2 separate regions of the Homo sapiens genome follow, and region 1 is linked to region 2. The links are chromatin loops, found by intact Hi-C in ENCODE. Cell type or tissue: Panc1. All regions are shown on one strand. Links, peaks and the distances in the headings refer to the core of each region. The heading gives the core; the rest is flanking DNA.

Region 1 (9,145 bases), core at 549-8,548, 49 kb after region 2:
TCCAAGTTCAAGAGCACTCTTTCCTGGGCCTTAGCATCCGCCCTCTCCCCTGTGCTCCAGGCTCAAAATCACTCTTTTACTCCCTAAAAATGCATCGCTTCCTTAGCTAAGCTAGCACCCCTGGATTTAACTAATCCAGAGGAATCATTTTCAAATCCAAGTCTGACAGGGTCACTCGCCCTCCTCAGGAACCCTCCATAGCTCTTAGTACAAGCTCTTCAGCCTGATTTCCAATCCTGGTCATGCCCCAATTCCCGCTCATCCTTCCCCCTGCTTCTCCAAACCAAATCTAGAGGAAATCAGAAATCCTTTCCCACTCCTTTAACCTACCCAGCCCAGATTTTTGCTTTTTGCTTTTTTTGACCAGATATTTTATCCCCACCAAATCCTTGCACAAACTGTGTCTTCTGTTTAGAGCACTTCCCTGTCTCCCAAATGGCCAACTCCTACTCAGCTTTCAGTACCCAGCCTGTGTCGCCTCTTCAAGAAAGACTTCTCTGACATTTCTGATGTAGTTCTGAGCACACTGTGTGGCCCTTGCCTGGGTCCAGGTCTGTCTTCCCAACAAACTAGTGTCTCCTCAAGAGTAGGACTGGCTGGGTGTGGGGGCTCATGCCTGTAATCCTAGCACTTTGGGAGGCTGCAGCAGGAGGCTCACTTGAGCTCAGGAGTTTGAAACCAGCCTGGGCAGCGGAGTGAGACCTCATCTCTTAAAAAATAAATAAATAAAAATTAAAAAGAGCAGGACTGATCTGATTCATCCCTGGAGTCTCATTTCTCAGCACAGGACTGGATTCAAGAAGGGAGAGGCTGGTTAATATCTGTATGTCTACCTTTCTAGAAGAATTGACCAGACTTGGATGTCAGGAGACAGTCGAAGGAAAGTCCTGCCTGATTATGGCAGCGATGGTCATCCCGGAGATGGGGAACAGAGAAAAATGCTTTGAGTGTAATATGACAGAGTTTGGATGAAGGAGTTCCTTAGCTTGTATTCCTCTAAAAGGAGACCCTGAGATGAGAATTTGTGTGCAACGACTTTCCTGAGGAGGTGATTCCAGTATGGACTGTGATGGTGTAGGGAAGAGAAATGAAACAAGGAGAAAAACCAACAAAGCATGTGTTTCTTTGTTTTGAGACAGGGTCTTGCTGTGTCACCAAAGCTGGAGTACAGTGGTGTGATCACAGCTCACTGCAGCCTCGACCTCCTGGGCTCAAGGGATCCTCCCACCTCAGCTTCCCAAATAGCTGGAACTACGGGCACGCCACAACACTTGGCTAATTTTTGTATTTTTTATACAGATGGGGTTTCACTGTGTTGCCCAGGCTGGTCTCAAAATCCTGAGCCAAACTGCCTCAGCCTCCCGAAGTGCTGGGATTACAGGTGTGAGCCACCACGCCTGGCGTAAGGGTGTGTCATTTGTCAGGTTACCACAAAGAGCAGTTGGAGCCTCATCCCAAAAAGGACACTCTGAGACACTGTGAAGAACACCCCATAGCAATGTTCCTTGAGGGGCCAGGTGGTTGGGGTATCTATTCCCTGATTTGTGTCTGTCACTGGCTAAAAGCTGCAGAAATGTCCACACACTTCAGGCCTGCTGAGAACACGGAGCACACTCCCTCCTCCCAAGAACAGCCTCAGACAAGAAACTCCAGAAGGAGCTGCAAGTCAGGGTATCTGGAAACTGTCACAGTATATGACTTCCAAGGTGGGCCATGCAGGTATATGGGTGGGGCACCCACAGTGTCTGCTTCAGAGGGTGATGAGTTTAAAGTGCCTGAGAGAAATCCAGTGCCAAGTGTCAGAGGACACGTGTGTGTTACAGACATTTCAGATAAGGTCCCTTCACCACGGCCGTCAAAGGCCTTCATGATGTGACATCTCCTTCCTCTTTGGCCTCCCCATTGCTGGCTCCAGTCCAGCCACAGTGGCCTTCTTTCTTCCAAGGCATCAGACTCTCTCCTCCTCCCTGGCCTTTGCACCTGCTTCCTGTCTGCCGGGAATGCTCTCCTTGGCGCCTTGCACAGCTGGCTCCTTCTCCATGTTCGGCTCTCAGCTGAGACCTTACATTTTACTACCTGGTGAAAGTAATCTCTTCCCCACCTCCCCTAACTTAGTTCTCTATTTCATCCATTGTACTCTCTCTCTTTCCTTCCTTCCTGGTTCCTTCCTTCATTAACAAACACGTATGGAGACTGGCTATGTACTGGACCTGTTCTAGACACCAGGGAGAAAATGGTCAGCAAAACAAATGCACTGCCTGCTCTCGGGAGCTTCTGTTCCGGTTGCAGAATCAGACAGAAGCCAGAAACAATAAGGTCCAGGTGTGGTGGCTCATGCCTGTAATCCCAGCATTTTTGGAGGCTGAGGCAGGGGAATCACCTGAGGTCAGGAGTTCGAGACCAGCCTGGCCAACAAAGTGAAACCCCGTCTTTACTAAAGATATAAAAATTAGGGCTGGGTGCAGTGGCTCACGCCTGTAATCCCAGCACTTTGGGAGGCCAAGGCGGGTGAATCACCTGAGGTCAGGAGTTCGAGATCAGCCCGACCAACATGGAGAAACCCCGTCTCTACTAAAAATACAAAATTAGCCGGGTGTGGTGGTGCATGCCTCTAATCCCAGATACTCGGGAGGCTGAAGCAGGAGAATCTCTTGAACCCGGGAGGCAGAGGTTGCAGTGAGCTGAGATCACGCCATTGCACTCCAGCCTGGGCAACAAGAGCGAAACTCCATCTCAGAAAAAAAGTAGCCAGGAGTGGTGGCACAAGCCTGTAATCCCAGCTACTCAGGAGGCTGAGGCAAGAGAATCGCTTGAACCCAGAGGTTCAACCTCAGGAGGCAGAAGTTGCAGTGAGCCCAGATGGCACCACTGCACCCCAGCCTGGGCAACAGAGCGAAACTCTGTCTCAAAAAAACAAAAACAAAAACTCCTACTTGCAAGAGCACTGCATGCTAGGAAGGAACTAGGGAGGGGCCGTGGCACGGAAACCAGGGAAGCATTGGCTTTAGCTAGGCGGTCGGGAAGGTACCGCTCCTTCATCACGCATGTCACCTTTGTACTTGGCTGTCATCTGTCTCCGCTACTAGACTTCAGCTCCCTGAAAGCAAGGGTCATAGCTGCTTGGTTCCCCATTGTCTCCCCAGAGCCTGGCACAGGAGTGCTCAATAAATATTTGGTGAATGAATGAATGCCAATTTGGGCATCCTCAAGATAGGGAGGTGATTACAGGCTGGGGTTGGGGGTACATTCTTTGGGGAGAATATGTGGAAGGGGAAGAGCAGGAGACCTGGGAAGACCATGGGAGAGGAGCCTTAGAGAGGAAGAGATCTGGGGGCCTGGGAGAGGCTGGGGCCATGGACGCCTCACCTTTTCCTTGTGCCCATACATGCTCCCTGCGGCTTCTAGCTCTTCCTGATGAGCTGGAAAGGGCTCTGAGGACCTATCATTTCCAGCACCAGAGGTCCCTAGAGTCTAGACCCAGGGGACCACCCTGGGACTTAGGGACTCAGATGGAACCTGAACTTCTTCACACCTGAAACCCTTGGCTCCATCTTCCACACCTGAAAACCCCTGGCCCCATCCTTCTCTGCTAGGACTTGGCTCAGGTCTTGGGTGTCAGTTACTCCAGGATGCATCCCTTGACTCCCAGTCTGGGTTAAGAAGCCACCTTCTGGCTTCTACAGCCCCCAGTGCTTCCCTCAGTCACAACCTGGCCACACCAAGTGTCATCCTCTGTCCAGGTATCTGCCTCCTCAGCCTGGGGCTCTCCAGGGCAGTGAGCCTGACTCATCTCTGGACCCAGCACCACCCAGCACAGGGCTAGGCCGGGAGAAGCCTCAGGTGGTGGCAGACAGGCCAGCAGGGACAGTAAGTAATGGCTCTGAGTGCGCTGATTGTTCTGCCTTGACTGGGACACCTGGGGGTGGGAGTGAGAAAGGGTTAAGCTGAGGCCGTAACTACATGAAACATTCAGGTGATCCAAGATGTTGTGGGTCAATAGTAAGAGGGAAGCTGTACCTTAGTGCCCAGAACCAAAAGGTGAGCACAGCTGGCACTCTGAATAGAGCTCCATCCCTCAAGGCCCTTTAATAGGAGAAAAAATCTGGGAACCAAAGGCAGTGCAGGAGGGGAGCAGATTAAGTTCTTTCTCTCTCCTTCCTTCCTTCCTTCTTCCTTTCTCTTTCTTTCTTCCTTTCTTTTCTTTCTTTTTTTTTTTTTTTTTTTTTTTTTTGAGACGGAGTCTCGCTCTGTTGCCCAGGCTGGAGTGCAGTGGCGTGATCTCGGCTCACTGCAACCTCTGCCTCCCAAGTTCAATTGATTCTCCTGCCTCAGCCTCCAGAGAAGCTGGGATTACAAGCGTGTGCCACCATACCCAGCTAATTTTTGTATTTGTAGTAGAGACGGGGTTTCCCCATGTTGGCCAGGCTGGTCTCAAACTCCTGGCCTCAAGTGATTCACCCGCCCTGGCCTCCCACAGTGCCAGGATTACAGGCATGAACCACTGTAAGCGCTTATTTCAAGAATAAAGGGAAGGGCGGGCACAGTGGCTCACACCTGCAATCCCAGTACTTTGGGAGGCCAAGGCGGGAGGATCGCTCAAGACCAGGAGTTCGAGGTTGCAGTGAGCTATGGCACCACTGTACTCCAGCCTGGGCGACAAAGTGAGACCTCATCTCTTAGGACAAAACAAAACAAAACAAAATATAGAACTGAAGAAAGAGTAATGAGGGCGGGAATATTCGGTGGGGCCCCAGTTGGAGCTCTTGTCCTGGCTCTGCCACTATCTGTACAGTCCTGCGCGAGTCGCCACACTTTCCAGCCTCAGGCTCATCTGATACTTGAAGTAGGAAGTGCAGGAGTGGCTACCTGCAAGGGCTGAGGCTGCAGGTCCCGCTGCGGCCACAGGGCAGTGACCTAGAGACGGCCGGGGACAGAGCCAGCGCGGGGGTGGGGAGTCAGGGCCAAGCTCCTGCGCGCATTCAGAGACAGCACCAGGGAGAGGTGGAATGCGTGTGTTTATGTAGGTAGAAAAAGTGCACAGAACAGTGAGGGTGCAGGGAGCAAGGACGTCCTGGCCTGGCCTCCGATTCGCTGGAATTGCAAGGACCCTCCCCCAGTAAGGGGGCTCCCTCAAGGGTGGGAATAGAGTGGAGGCCCGCACGGGAGTTCTTGTCTGTGTGCAATCCACTTTGTGGGCGTGTGGGTTTAGGTCTGGCTGGGCCGTTTCTGAACTTGACCCCTGAGGACTCATAGTACCTTAGGGGCGGGGCTCTCCAGTGGGTGGGGCCTCCCGCTCTGAGAGCAAGGCCTCGGGGTCTGGAGGACCCGGCTTTTCCGGGAGGGCGCGGCCTCCGGGGGAGAGGGCGAGCCGAGCGGGCTGTCAGCCGAAGAGCTTCAGGAAGCAGGGCTGGCAGTAGGGCTTGCCGGCGCGCTCCTGGAAGGACCCCTTGGTGAGCGGGCGCAGGCAGAAGGTGCATGTGAAGTGGTCCGGGTGGAAGCGGCGACCCAGGGCCGACACGCAGCGGCCGGTCACAGGGAGGCCACACGTGGCGCACAGCGAGCCGCGTCGTGCGTGGAAGTGGTTCTCGCACAACGGGCGGCCCTCGTGCTCGAAAAAGCTGCCTCCCGAGAAGGGCGCGAAGCATTCCTGGGGAAGGGAAGCCGCGAAAGAGGACAGACAGGTCAGCGGCCACTGCCAGACAACGCGCGTTACTAGCGGATAACGCCCTGGGACCCCGCAGCCCGCCCTAGACGCGAAGAATCCCGTCCGGTGGGACCCTGCCCGGAAAACTCGCCCCACCCGAGGTTCCTAGCAGCACCTCCCGTGACCCGCCCCCCCGAGGGCCCGCCCCCTGCCCTGCACCCTTGACCCGCCCCTCCAAGGCCCCGCCCCACAGCCCTGTACCCTTGACCCGCCCCTCCAACGCCCCGCCCCGCAGCTCGCACCCTGCAGACGAAACAGTCCGGGTGCCAGAGCGCGCTGAGCGCCGAGATGTAGTTATCCAGGATGGGGCCCTGGCAGCCCTGGCAGCGCGGGGCGAACAGCTGCAGGAAGTCCCGGCGGCAGTAGGGGCGGCCCTCGCGCTCGTGGAAACCTAGGAGAGGGAACCGAGTGGGCTGAAAGCAAAGGGTGCGGGCGGGACGGGGGACCCACAAGACCTGAGATCTGGGGCCGAAGGAGGGGCAGTCCGAGGGAGCCTTGGGGAAGGAGGAGCCGGGTCTATGGCGGGACAGAGCGGGGAGGGCTCGGGTCCGGAGTCTGTGTAGGAGAGGGCAGGGCCAGAAGAGAGCAGAAGGAAAACCATGGCCCTGAGGACTCCGGAGGTCGGAGGGGCTGGGGCGAGACGTCGAGGGGACCCGCAGCTTTTAAGATGGGAGTCGAGTTCACTCTCACCCTCATCTCCGAAGGGCTCCCCGCAACTGACGCAGCAGAAATGCTCTGGGTGCCAGTGAGTGCCCAAGGCGGTCACCATCTTCTGCAGGGAGGGAGAGGGCACTCAGCGCGGCCTCCGTGCCTTCGCGCCTTCCTCTCCCGCGCGGAACCCGGGTGACTGGACTAAGGCATGCGTGGGGGGAGGGGGAGAAGATCTAACTAGGAACGTGGGGGTCAGAAAGGAAGAGTGGAGTCCAAGGGGCCGTGGACATTGCCAAGGGGAAGGGGTAGGGGTGGAGTGGGGTATCGCGGGTGGGGCGGGACCCATGCGGTGGAGGCCCGTCCCACAGCTCTCCTGGTGAGATAGGGCGGGCTCGGTGCGGCCGGGCGGGGCTCACGTGTCGGATGGGCTGGTTGCAGAAGCCACATCTTGGCGAGAAGCGCTCAAAGTAGCACTCGGGGCAGAAGGGGGCTCCATCCTTCTCGAAGAAGCTGCTGCCTCCCAGGGCGGTGGAACAGCCTCCGCAAACGAAGTGCTCGGGGTGCCAGGCGCGGCCCAGAGCCGTCACCACCTGCGAGTGGGAGGTGAGGCGGGTCAGAGCGGCTCTGACAACCACATGCCCAGTGAGGCAAGATTTACGCGGCGTTTTTCGAGTCCTCTCTGAGCGATCAGAATAAAGAATCCAGTGTTCGAGATCACGCAGCCTGTAAGCGATGGAGATCTAGCTCCCGTGTTCCGTCTTCCAGCTGCGCTCCAGGATTGACCTATACATGAGGCACAGCAGGCACAGCGCCTGGAGCCCACAATACATTTAGGGGCCCATAAAAACGTTTTAATTTTTTTAAAATCAAAATACGATCAGGCTGGGTGGCTCGTGCCTCTAATCCTAGCATTTGGGAGGCTGAGGTGGGAGGATTACTTGAGTCCAGGAGTTTGAGACCAGCCTGGGCAACATGGCGAAGCCCCATCTCTACAATAAATAAATAAAATTAGCTGGGCGAGGTGGCGGGCGCCTTTAGTCCCAGCTACTCGGGAGGCTGAGCTGGGAGGATCACTTGAGCCCAGAAGGTCGAGGCTGCAGTGAGCCACAATCGCACCACTGCACTCCAGCTTGGGTCACAAGAGTGAGAATTTGCCTCAAAATAAATAAGAGGGAGGAAGTGAAAAATCCGTTTTTAAAAATTCAGAATAAAAAAATGAACTAGAAGAAAATGCTGTAATACACAATAATAACATACCCATCTTTACACCAACACAGACATAAAAATCTATTTATTTTAATGGACGAAGGGACTCATGAAGATGAAAGTGCCTATGATCCACAAAAGTCACAATGCCACCCTCCTTTGCTGAGATGGGCAATTCTGGGCTGGGAGTCAGGTACTTGATCTAGCAGGGGGCACTAGGTTAACCCCTAGGCACAGCTGTTGTCAATCACATCTGCTCAGTCAATAAAACAAGGACCAGTGAACCCAGTCCAGACTCTGACGGAGGAAGAGAGAGCCTTTGTAGATGCCTGAGAGATATTGGGTGGAGCCACAGAGTGTTTTGTGAAGATCAGATGAGATGAGGGTTTGTAAAGGAGCTGGCACAGTGCCTGGCACACAGTAGGACCACAATAAATGGTAACATGGTTGGAATTTTCACCCTACCACTAACCTGCTGTGTGGTTCAGAGCTTCAGTTTCCTCATCCATAAAACATAAGTAATAATGATACCCACTTCCCAGATTAACTTACTAAAAGGGAACAGCATAAAGCCCAGCTCTCACTAAAGATGGGTCTGTGACAGGTCTCTGCCTCCCTTCTCACAAGGCTCCACTTACTTGCCCAGCAATAGGTTTATTGCAGGAGCCACAGAGGCCTTTGGCCTGGGTGGGAACACCCCGGCGGCTGAGGTCGGACTGCAGCAGCCCCAGCATGGTGTCTAGGCTGCCCTTGCCAGTCGGCTCTGGTGGGGATGGGGAGCCCTCATTTGTGGAGCTCACCACCGGTGGCTGAGTTGGCCCAGAGGCTGGAAGCTGCAGCGGGGAGGACATGAGAATTGAGTCAGCAAAGCAGCAGATGTGGAATTGTCTAGAAGGGGTTGGGGAGCCACAAATGGACACTGGCCCACTGCCCAACTCACATGGTTTTGAACGCGGAAGTCAGAGAGTGAGGCCATCAGTCTATCCAGCTCCAGAGTGGCTGAGGTGGCAGAAGCCTTTGGGAGGCCAGGAGACGGGCTGGAAGGGCTGTGAAGAACATGCTTGTGTCATCTCAGAGCCTCCCAGAGCAACGCTCCCTCTAGTGACTCAGATATCCAGGACTCATCTCTCAGCCCTGACAACGACGCCAAACTCACAGGCTGGGTCTTTTCTTATCTTCAGACTGGTCCTCCTTCTGCTCTCCTGAAGCCACCTTGCTAGATGGGAACTGAGACATGATTTCATCTGGAGAGAGGAGAGGAGGACGCTACATATAGGGCCATGCTCAACGCACCCTCACACTTGAGGCTTTAGGTCCCTTTAACTGCTACTCTGGGAAGTGTATTCCTCTTAGTCTCTGCCCCACCCTTCCCTCCCCTGCCCCTATCGCATCAAGGCCTCTCTCAGTCACCCTGGTACCTGTGATGTTGAACTGAGTGGCATTAAGTTCCTGAAGCAACCGATCTAGCTCACAGAGCCCGGTACCCAAGACACCGCTGGAAGAGGAGAATGGAGGGGCCGCCGGGGCTGCAGGCTTTGGGGACCGAGGCTTGCATACCGTGCTGGGAAGCAGAGTGGGAGCCTG
Region 2 (9,145 bases), core at 811-8,810:
AGCAGGTTCAAGGACATGGTGAAGGTATGGATAAGGGTCCTTATAGAGTCAGGGTGAGGTCAGGATCAAGGAGACCATAAGGGTCAAGTCAGGGTCAGTGGAAAGTAAGCAGCAGAGTCAGGGTCAGGTAAGGGTCAGATTTATGGTCATGATGAGGGTTATGGTGACATTAAGATTTCCAGGCCAGGGGAGGGTCAAGTTGAGTGCCACTGTAGGGTTAGCTTCAATGTTCGGTTGGGATTAAGGGTGATGCTAAAACTGAAGGCAAAAGTGAGGGTCCGGGTCAAGTACAGAATCAGGGTCAGGGTGAGAACGAGATAGAGTGTGTAAGTGACAGTCAGGATCAGGGTCTGGTGAGTGTCACAGTCAGATGCAAGGTGAGAGTGAGCACCAGGGTAAGGCTCAGGTGTGAAGGAGGGGGTGGTGTCAGAACGAGAGCAAGGTCAGAGTCAAGGTGAGAGTGTATGCTTCAGGGTCAAGAGTCATGGTTAAAGGCCAGGTGCAGTGGCTCACACCTGTAGTCCCAGTGCTTTGGGAGGCTAAGGTGGGAGGCTTGCTTGAGGCCAGGGGTTCAAGACCAGCATGGACAACATAGTGAGACCCCATCTCTACAAAAAATACAAAAAAAAATAGCCAGGCATAGTGGCATGCACCTGTGGTCCCAGCTACTCAGGAAGCTGAGGTAGGAGGATCGCTTGAGCTCTGGAGGTCAAAGTTGCTGTGAGCCATGCTGGCACCACTGCACTACAGCCTGGGTGACAGAGCAAGACCCTGCCTCTTTAAAAAAAAAAAAAGTCATAATTATGATCACTGTCTAGGTCAAGTTGAGGATCAAGGGTCAGGGTCATAGTGAGGGTCAGAGTCAACATCATGCTAAGGGAAGGGTCAGTGAAGGTCAATTTCAGGGTAAGGGTCAGGGTAGGATTCAGGTTGAGGGTCAGAGACAGGGTGAAAATTAGGATCAGGTAAAGTTTAGGGTCCAATTCAGCATCAGGATCAGTATAAGAATGAGAATGAGAGGCAATGTCAGTGTGAGAGTCAGGGTCATTGTGAGGGCAAGGTGTCCATTATGATCAGGGGCAAGATGAAGCTAGAGGTGAGGCTCAAGTTCAGGGTCAGCTCTAGGTCAGGTTCAATATGAGGGTGAGGATAAGGGCAGGGTTATGGCTATAATGTTTTACCATTTATTTACAATCTTATTTCTAGTATTAATTCAGATACTGCTAAGCAAAAGAAGGTTATTCTTACTAATTCTAATTTATTTTCCTTCAGGAACAGTAATGGATTTGGGGCACTCTCTGCTTTAGTTATTTTATTTTTATTATTATGAACCATCAGGTTCATATCACCGTCTCTGAAAAATCAAAATATCCCCAATTTTACTTCTTGTAGATTTATAACCAGTCACTTCGTTGATAGTAATATGAGAGCAGAAAGTGCAGGTAACAGATTTTTCTGTCTTAAAAATATTTTTTGCAGCTTCTCAATTGCACAAGCTTATGGAATGGTCGGAATGGAGTTTCAATGTTGAACTTCCCAGTGAGAATCTTTTCTACCTTACACCTGTAATTGGTCATTTTCCTTTGAGCACCTGAGAAGTGCTTAGCTCAGCAGCTCCCATAGCTGGATAGTTATAAAGGTATGGAAAATTCCTCTTCATGAATTGAGCCAAAGCGGCTTCTAACATTCTTTTCAGCTAAGCTGAAAGACAAATACAGTGGTCCCTCCGTATCTGTGGGTTCCGCATCTGTGGATTCAACCAACCAAGGATGGAAAATATTTGGGGAGAAAAATGGATGGTTGCCTCTGTACTGAACATGTACAGGCTTTTTTTCTTGTCGTTACTCCCTAAATAATACAGTGTAACAACTATTTGCACAGCATTGACGTTGTAGTCGGTATTGTAAGTAATCTAGCCATGATGTGAAGTCCACGAAGAGATGTGCGTGGGTTACATGCAAACATTTCGCCATTCTGCATAAGGCACCGGAGCGTTGTGCTGTGCGCTCTCCTAGCGTCCCCCACTCACTTTCCTCCACCCACACACACCAGGCCAGGTCTCTCTTGCAAAGGTGAGGCTGCCGACTACTGTCCCGCCTGAGCGGGCTCTGGTCCTCACTCACAGACTGAGATTTCCTGAGAGGTGCCGTGGAGAAGGCCCCAGACTCTGCCTGGACCACCGACCCCAACCCAGAGGAGCTCGCCGCCTGCTTCCCTGGGAGGCGCCACTCTCCCAAGCTGGATCTAGGGCCGACCACACCCCAGGGTTGGAAGCACCGCTGGGGACACTGAGCGGGTTCCCTTTCCACCCTGATCCAGGCTGCAGAGACCTACAAAACAACAGTCGGTTCACAAGTCCCAGAGGAAAGCTTGCTGGAGGTTGGAACGAGGAGCAATCCCTCTGGGCCCCAAACTTTTCCCGCGTTAGAGAGAACACCGAAAAGGTCCAGAACTGCGCCCTCCAGCTCCCCGCGCGCACCCTGAGCCGCGTCTGATTGCTGTGCGGCGCCTCCTAGCCGCGCCCCCGCCCCGCGCACCCCCGCCCCCGCTCAGCACCCCGGGAACCCCCTCCCCCCGCGCGCCCCCGCCCCGCGCACCCTCCCCCGGAGGGCCCTCCCCTCTGCGCGTGGAGGCTTTTCCTGGAGACTGCGCCGCGGGTCTAACACCTTCATTTCGTTTTTAAAAAGCTCTTGAGTCTGGCCCGTCCCTGGTTCCGCCCAGAGCCCTAAAATAGAGGCTTCGAGTCTGGAGGTCTGGGAGAAAGGGAGCTAGACCGGGAATTGATCTGAGAAGCTTGGGGTGGGGGGAAGGCGGATTCCTCTGCTTCCCAATCCTGGCATCTGCGCCCAGGGATGTTGGAGCCAAAGGGAAGTGGCTTCCCCTCCTGAAATATAAGGGGCGCGCTAAAGGGTTCCCAGGATCCCTTCCAACTCTAAATTCCTGCGATGCCTGGGGCTCCGGGGAGGTATTTTGCGGTAGTCAGAGTCCGAAGATCCTAGAATGTAGTTTGAGCTGGGGCTAAGGACAGGGGATTGAAAAGTCGAGGCGGTGGACCTGGCGCAGGATGAACAAGACTGGGAGACTTCCAACAGTTTCCTCCTCGACAAGCAGGTCACAGGACAATGTCTGGAGGACTTCTATCCCCCTTTCTTGTTTCTGCCACCCCCTCCCCTGCAGCTCTGCACTCTCTCTAGTCCCGCCTTCCTGGCCCTCGTTCAGCCTGTTTTAGTTTAGAATCGCTGCCCGGTGGTCACTCAAGGCTGCTAACCTCTGCTGTAAGGAATTAAGCTTCCAAGAGCATATCTAAGAAGGAGGGCGGAAGGAAAGGGACCGAGTGCCTCCACATGTCAGGACAGACCATGAAAGAGAAGCCAGGAAGTCCAACAAAACCAGCACTGGTCTTTATTGAGGTGTCAGGGTAGAGTGGCAGGAGCACAGCCTAAGGACATGAAGGTCAGAGTTTCTCAGAGAGGAGGGGCTGGGTCCCTGAGCTAGGAGGAGGGCGGTGGGTGACTCGGGAGCTCATGAGACTTCAGGAAGTCCCTGTACTTGGCCAGGAAAGGGTTGGCCAGAGTGTTCAGCTCTTGCCGAAGCTCCTGCAGAGCCTTGTCTCGCTCTTGGGGCTCCCCTGTCACCTGCTGCCTGTAATAGTTGATGTAGAAGTTCATCCAGTCCTCCACCACAGTCACCATGTCTTCTTCAGAGACGAGAGGATCATTGAAGACCTGGGGGGTTGCGGAGAGGCAGTTGGCAAGGGAGAATGTGGTCAGCAATGGGATTCGGGAATACTAGAATAGTGCCACAGCACCAACTCTCACATTCTCTTTCCTCTGCATTGTATCCCGTGTCTCTCGTTGTTTCCATCAACTCCACCATTACTTCACCAGCTCCAATTATCCTCTTCCTCCACTTCCCCGGCACCCCCCAGTCTCCAGGCCAGTCCTTTGAAATGGAAAGCTTGGACTCACCTGCTGATTCAGCAGAACGCTGAACTCCTTCAATCCTGCGGAAATGAGATCCTTATTGGCCTTAAGAAGAGCCATCTGCCTGGGTAGAGAAAAGGGTAGAATTTACATATCTGTTTCCCTCCTCACTGGGTATTTCCCCCAACCCACTTCCTCCCCTTAAAAATCCCTCCTGCCCTGCAGGGCTATCTCCTTTCCAAAACCTTTCACATCCTGCCCTGCTCTGAGGTCACGATTTTCCCAGGTTGGGCTCACCTTCAGGTCTAACAGGCTGTATATGTCTCACCCACACTCTTGAGGGTGCGTGAATCTCTCTGTGCCAAGCTATAGATGTAGGCAAGGAGTCAAGTGTCAGCCTAAGATAGAAACGCCCTGCATCTAGGTCCTGAAGGAGGGTGATAGGTCATTCTAGGGAGGAGAAGAAGGGAGAGGCTTCCCTGAAGGTAGAAAGATAACAAGGCCAAAAAAAAAAAAAAAAAAGATAAATGAGGAAACCCAGGAAATGCAAGAAGGCAAGAGCCAAACCAGGGGCATGTTCCTGCTTTTTGCCCCATATTTCAGTATCCAGGCTCGAAATGCTATGGAAATTGACGTTTACTGAGCCCTATTACATGACAGAGGCTTTTGTGTAATCACAACGATGTGATCGCAATGATTCTCCCAATTCGGAGATGATGTATTAATAGCAGCTTGCATTACATTTATTCATTTGTGCCAAGCACTGTTTCAAACATGTACAAAATATTTATCCTATAAAATTTCTTTTTAGACACATTTTGCAGATAAGCCACCTGTAAGCGTGTGGACTGAACTCCACCACGCTGTGCTCCATAAGAATGGAGATAAATAGCCGGGCGTGGTGGCGGGCACCTGTAGTCTCAGCTACTTGGGAGGCTGAGGCACGAAAATCGCTTGAACCCAGGAGGCAGAGGTTGCAGTGAGCCAAGATCACACCACAGCACTCCAGCCTGGGTGACAGGGCGAGACTCCATCTCAAAAGAAAAAAAAGAATGGAGATGGATTTGTCTTGTTTACTACCCTGTCAACAGGTACCCAATAAAGCAGAAATACTCTTTTTCCTCTTTTTAAATATTTTTCCAGATATTTTCCATTTTCAGTAGATGTTTCTCAAATTTCAAAATCACTATATACTAATTGAAATAATTAAAACAATACAAAAACGTACACTGAAAAACTGAATCATTTTTGCCCCCTCCAAAGTAACCAGCATTAAACATTGTATATTTCCTGTCACTTTTTTTTTCCATTCAAAACCCAACATTCATAGGTGCCTATACACTCATAAAGCTTTGTTGATTTGCCTTTTTGGTTGTAGCATTTTTTAATCAATATACAGCAAAACTGACTTCCTTTTGGTGTACAGTATATTAAATTTTTTTTTTTTGAGAGGGAGTCTCCCTCTGTGGCCCAGGCTGGAGTGCAGTGATGCGATCTCAGCTCACTGCAAACTTTACCTCCCAGGTTCAGGCGATTCTCCTGCCTCAGCCTCCCAAGTAGCTGGGATTACAGGCGTGCATCACCACGCCTAGCTAATTTTTGTATTTTAGTAGAGATGGGGTTTCACCATGTTGGCCAGGCTAGTCTCGAACTCCTGACCTCAAGTGATCGACCCACCTTGGCCTCCCAAAGTGCTGGGATTACAGGTGTGAGCTACCGCATCTGGCCTAGTTTATTAATTTTATAACAGATTTGTGTAACTACAAACGCAGTTAAGATACAGAATGTTTCTGTCACCCAAAAACCACTCCTTCACGTTACCCTTTTGTAGCCACCCCTACCCTCACCCATAACTTCTGGCAACCACTTATCTGTTCATCACTACAGTTAAGCCTTTTTCAGGATGTCATATAAATGGAATCATACAGTATGTAACCTTTGAGACTGACTTTTTTTGGTCAGCATGATGTTCTTGAGCTCCATCCAAGTTGTCACAAGTGTCAGTGGACACATTGCATTGTATGGATGCACTGTAGTTTGTTCATTCAGCCACGGAAGGACATCTGGATTGTTTGTACTTTGGGGCAAGTGTGAATAGAGTTGCTATAAACATTTGTGTACAGGTTTCCATGTGAACATGTTTTCATTTATATAGGGTGGAAAGTATGTGTTACCGGCCAGGCACGGTGGCTCCCATCTGTGATCCCAGCACTTTGGGAGGTCAAGGCAGGCAGATCACTTGAGGTCAGGAGTTCGAGACCATCCTGGCTAACATGGCGAAACCCCCTCTCTACTAAAAATACAAAAATTAGCCAGACATGGTGGCATGCACCTGTAATCCCAGCTACTTGGGAGGCTGAGGCAGGAGAATCGCTTGAACCCAGGAGGAAGAGGCCGCAGTGAGCGAAGATCACGCCACTGCACTCCAGCCTGGGTGACAGAGTGAGACCTTGTCTCTAAATAAATAAATAAATAAATAAATTTATTATCTTACAGACTTAGAGGTCAGAAATCTAAAATGAGACTCACTAGGCTAAAATTAAGTTGTCCTCTAGGCTGTGTTCCCCTTGGAATCTCTGAAAAAGAGTTCTTTTTCTTTCCTCTTCTAGTCTATAGAAGAACCCACATTCTTTCACTCCTGGTCCCTTTCCAGCTTGAAAGCCAGCAATGACCACCAGGTCCAGTCTTTCTCACATCACACCAGGCCGACTGTCTCCTACATCCTTTCACTTCTAAATAATTTTTCTTAAATATTTCTTTAAAAATAATTCATTACCAGATGGGAAAGATCAAGATCCCAATGCCCTTCCAAAGCTCATTAAGGAAAAGTTTCAGGAAGGTCTCTGGTACATGCCAGGAAACTCAAAAGAGATGGTGCTGCCTCAGATGGCTTAGAAGACCATGCTGCCAAGAACACATCTAACATTGAAGCCACGCACAGTGGCTCATGCCTGTAAGAGGCAGAGACGGCAGGATCGTCTGAGCCCAAGGGTTCAAGACCAGCCTGGGCAACATAGTGAGACCCCATCTTTTAAAAAAAAAAGGAAAAAAAAATCTAATTTTGTTCATTCCTCAAAATTTCCTGGCACAGTTGGAACTAATCTAACTACCTGGACTATAATGAATTGCAGAGTAAAATTAGTGAGATGTAGTGAAGAATTGAAGTCTCCTCCCTCAACCAGTGTCTTGAGAATAGCAGGGGAAACTGATTCCCTTTCAGCATGCTAGATACATCAATAAAGGAAGGGTTGAACGTGAGATTACAAAAACACATTTGCTAAAGAATTGTAGAAAACCAGGATCACAAACTCATTCTGCAACAGAAAAATAAAGCACTGCTGATTTACAGAGGAATTCACTTCTGGTGATGTCTCTTAAAAATTAAGAAACCTAATAGGAACTCCCTCATCGAGGCAGGCTCTGCTTCAGCTGAACAAGAAATTAGCCAGAGGGAGGAAAAGAGAACTGTTTGGACTTCCAGGAAGGCCTCTCCTTCCACCGAGAGGACTGCAATGAAGACCTCAATCATCAGGGAAAGAAGAGCCTTCTCCAGAAATCTGATTGGAATTGATGACCCAAATCCCACTCAGTCAACGCAAAACCCTGACTTGCTCGTGGCAGTACCAGGTTGGAGTCAGGGCAAAAAGGTTGTAGATTTCATGTTACATAGTTTGGCCCATGGTTTCCCCTGTGAACATTTTGGGAGGGAGGTGAGAGCTGAACTGGTTAGGTGGAACCTTGGTCTTATTTCCTGGAGATGTGACGTTTTTGGGGCCTGTTCCTGCTGTGACTGGCACAGCAATCAGGACCTGCAGCCTCCAGAGGGTCCCAGGGCTGGGGAGGAGACATGAGCCTTGCGCATCTGAAGGTCAGCGTCTTGGCAGCATGGCTACTCGCAAGAGGGAGGAGCTCACTCTGGATCCATTCGAGAGAGACTTGTCCCTTCCCCCTCTTCTGCCCCACCCCTGGGCCACTTTCCTGTCCCCTGACTCCCACTTGACTTTGTTTTCACTAATTGGAGCTTAGCTCAGAAAATGGAGGGGGCTGAAGTTATAGGTTATGGGAGGGGAAATTTAAGTTTGGGAAGACAGAGGCTCCCTTGATTGGCACTATCAGCCACATCTGCAGCCACATGAGGGTCTCAATGCTGGGGCAGGGGGCAGTGAGACTGGCCAGGAACCTGAGTCCCCCGGGGACTCGCAGACACCTGCCCCACACATCCTGAGTGTGCTGAGGGAGACCCAGCCGAGATCAGCTGTGCTCCTGGGTAGGTGAGAGCAGGCCCTGCAGGGGGCCCAGTCCACCCAGGAAGGATGCCCAGAGTGGCTGAGTGTGCACCTCCCTCTTCTGCCTCTCCTTTTCCGCTGCAAGCAAGACCGGGGGTCAGGAGTTACAGGTGCCAGAGTCCAGAACGGGCCCCTCCTCCCCAGCAATGTGGGTGGGGTCAGGGGCTCAGGTCAAATTCAAGGAAAATCTTCAAGCCACATGGTGTAGAGCCAAAGCTAAAGAGGCCGCCCTAATAATAGACAGCAGCAGCCCCTTACAGATATGCTCAGACTCATAGGGTCTCAAAATGCAATTCTCCACAGTAGAAAGGACATCTGCCCTGACAGAAGACTGCACTCCTAGATAAACAGGGGTCATCTGGCCCATTATTTAAAGGTAGACCCGTATGTTCAGATTATGTTAGTGGAATAAAATTCATGACATGAACATTTTCTTTGGAAAGAAACATCCCTTAAATGGCTCCTGGAGCCTAAAACATCCTCTGGAACTCCCTTGAGGCCATGTACGTCATGACTGCTAAAATTATGATGAGAACCAAGTCTTATTTTCCTACAGGTAAATAGAACAAATGGAGACAAAGGCCTGGGCAGCCCCACTGCATGTTTCAGGAGGAAAAGTAATGTCAGCTAGGGATTCTTTCCTTTAACTGTCTTCAAATTCTTTCATCCAATCCTTCTAAAGAATCTTTGTGTATACTCCCACACAAGTTTTGTAGACATTTATTTTTGCCTCATACATTTAAATCATAGCAAAGGCTTTTAATTGTGACAGGATCCAAACACATTTAAACAAACCGCACATCGCTCTTTTGAATGTGTCCAACACAATGTTAATGGGGTGGTGATTTGGCCCTGACCACTATATATTTTTTTAAAAACCAAACAGGTTTTTCCTTAGCAGCTGGGAGTTTTACAACATGCCTTTTACTTCTTGAA

What was found. Peaks named below come from ENCODE experiments on the same cell type or tissue, not always from the same donor. Only the 100,000 strongest peaks of a DNase experiment are listed, where the experiment ranks them.
Region 1: it touches region 2 in a loop (8-fold over the local background); 3 of 110 quality-filtered maps call a loop at or near these places.

The regions. Positions count from the first base shown.
Region 1 is chr16:31,473,812-31,482,956 of GRCh38, reverse strand. TGFB1I1 (transforming growth factor beta 1 induced transcript 1) reads right to left here. Exons shown (of 11, transcript NM_001042454.3): 4 at 8,980-9,122; 5 at 8,718-8,805; 6 at 8,502-8,607; 7 at 8,200-8,394; 8 at 6,772-6,945; 9 at 6,395-6,476; 10 at 5,947-6,095; 11 at 4,999-5,647. The coding sequence ends at 5,381. Among named protein-coding and RNA genes, the nearest start is that of SLC5A2, 4.7 kb to the left of the region's middle. RefSeq lists a silencer at 5,831-5,920 and enhancers at 5,214-5,946, 5,947-6,678, 6,679-7,411. In Panc1, for the core only: no CTCF peak of the experiment used is centred there; no DNase peak of the experiment used is centred there; H3K4me3 peaks cover 1,573 bases; H3K27ac peaks cover 367 bases.
Region 2 is chr16:31,523,038-31,532,182 of GRCh38, reverse strand. AHSP (alpha hemoglobin stabilizing protein) reads right to left here and starts at 4,283. Exons shown (of 3, transcript NM_016633.4): 1 at 4,221-4,283; 2 at 3,969-4,047; 3 at 3,380-3,725. The coding sequence starts at 4,043. The coding sequence ends at 3,492. In Panc1, for the core only: no CTCF peak of the experiment used is centred there; no DNase peak of the experiment used is centred there; H3K4me3 peaks cover 1,305 bases; H3K27me3 peaks cover 638 bases.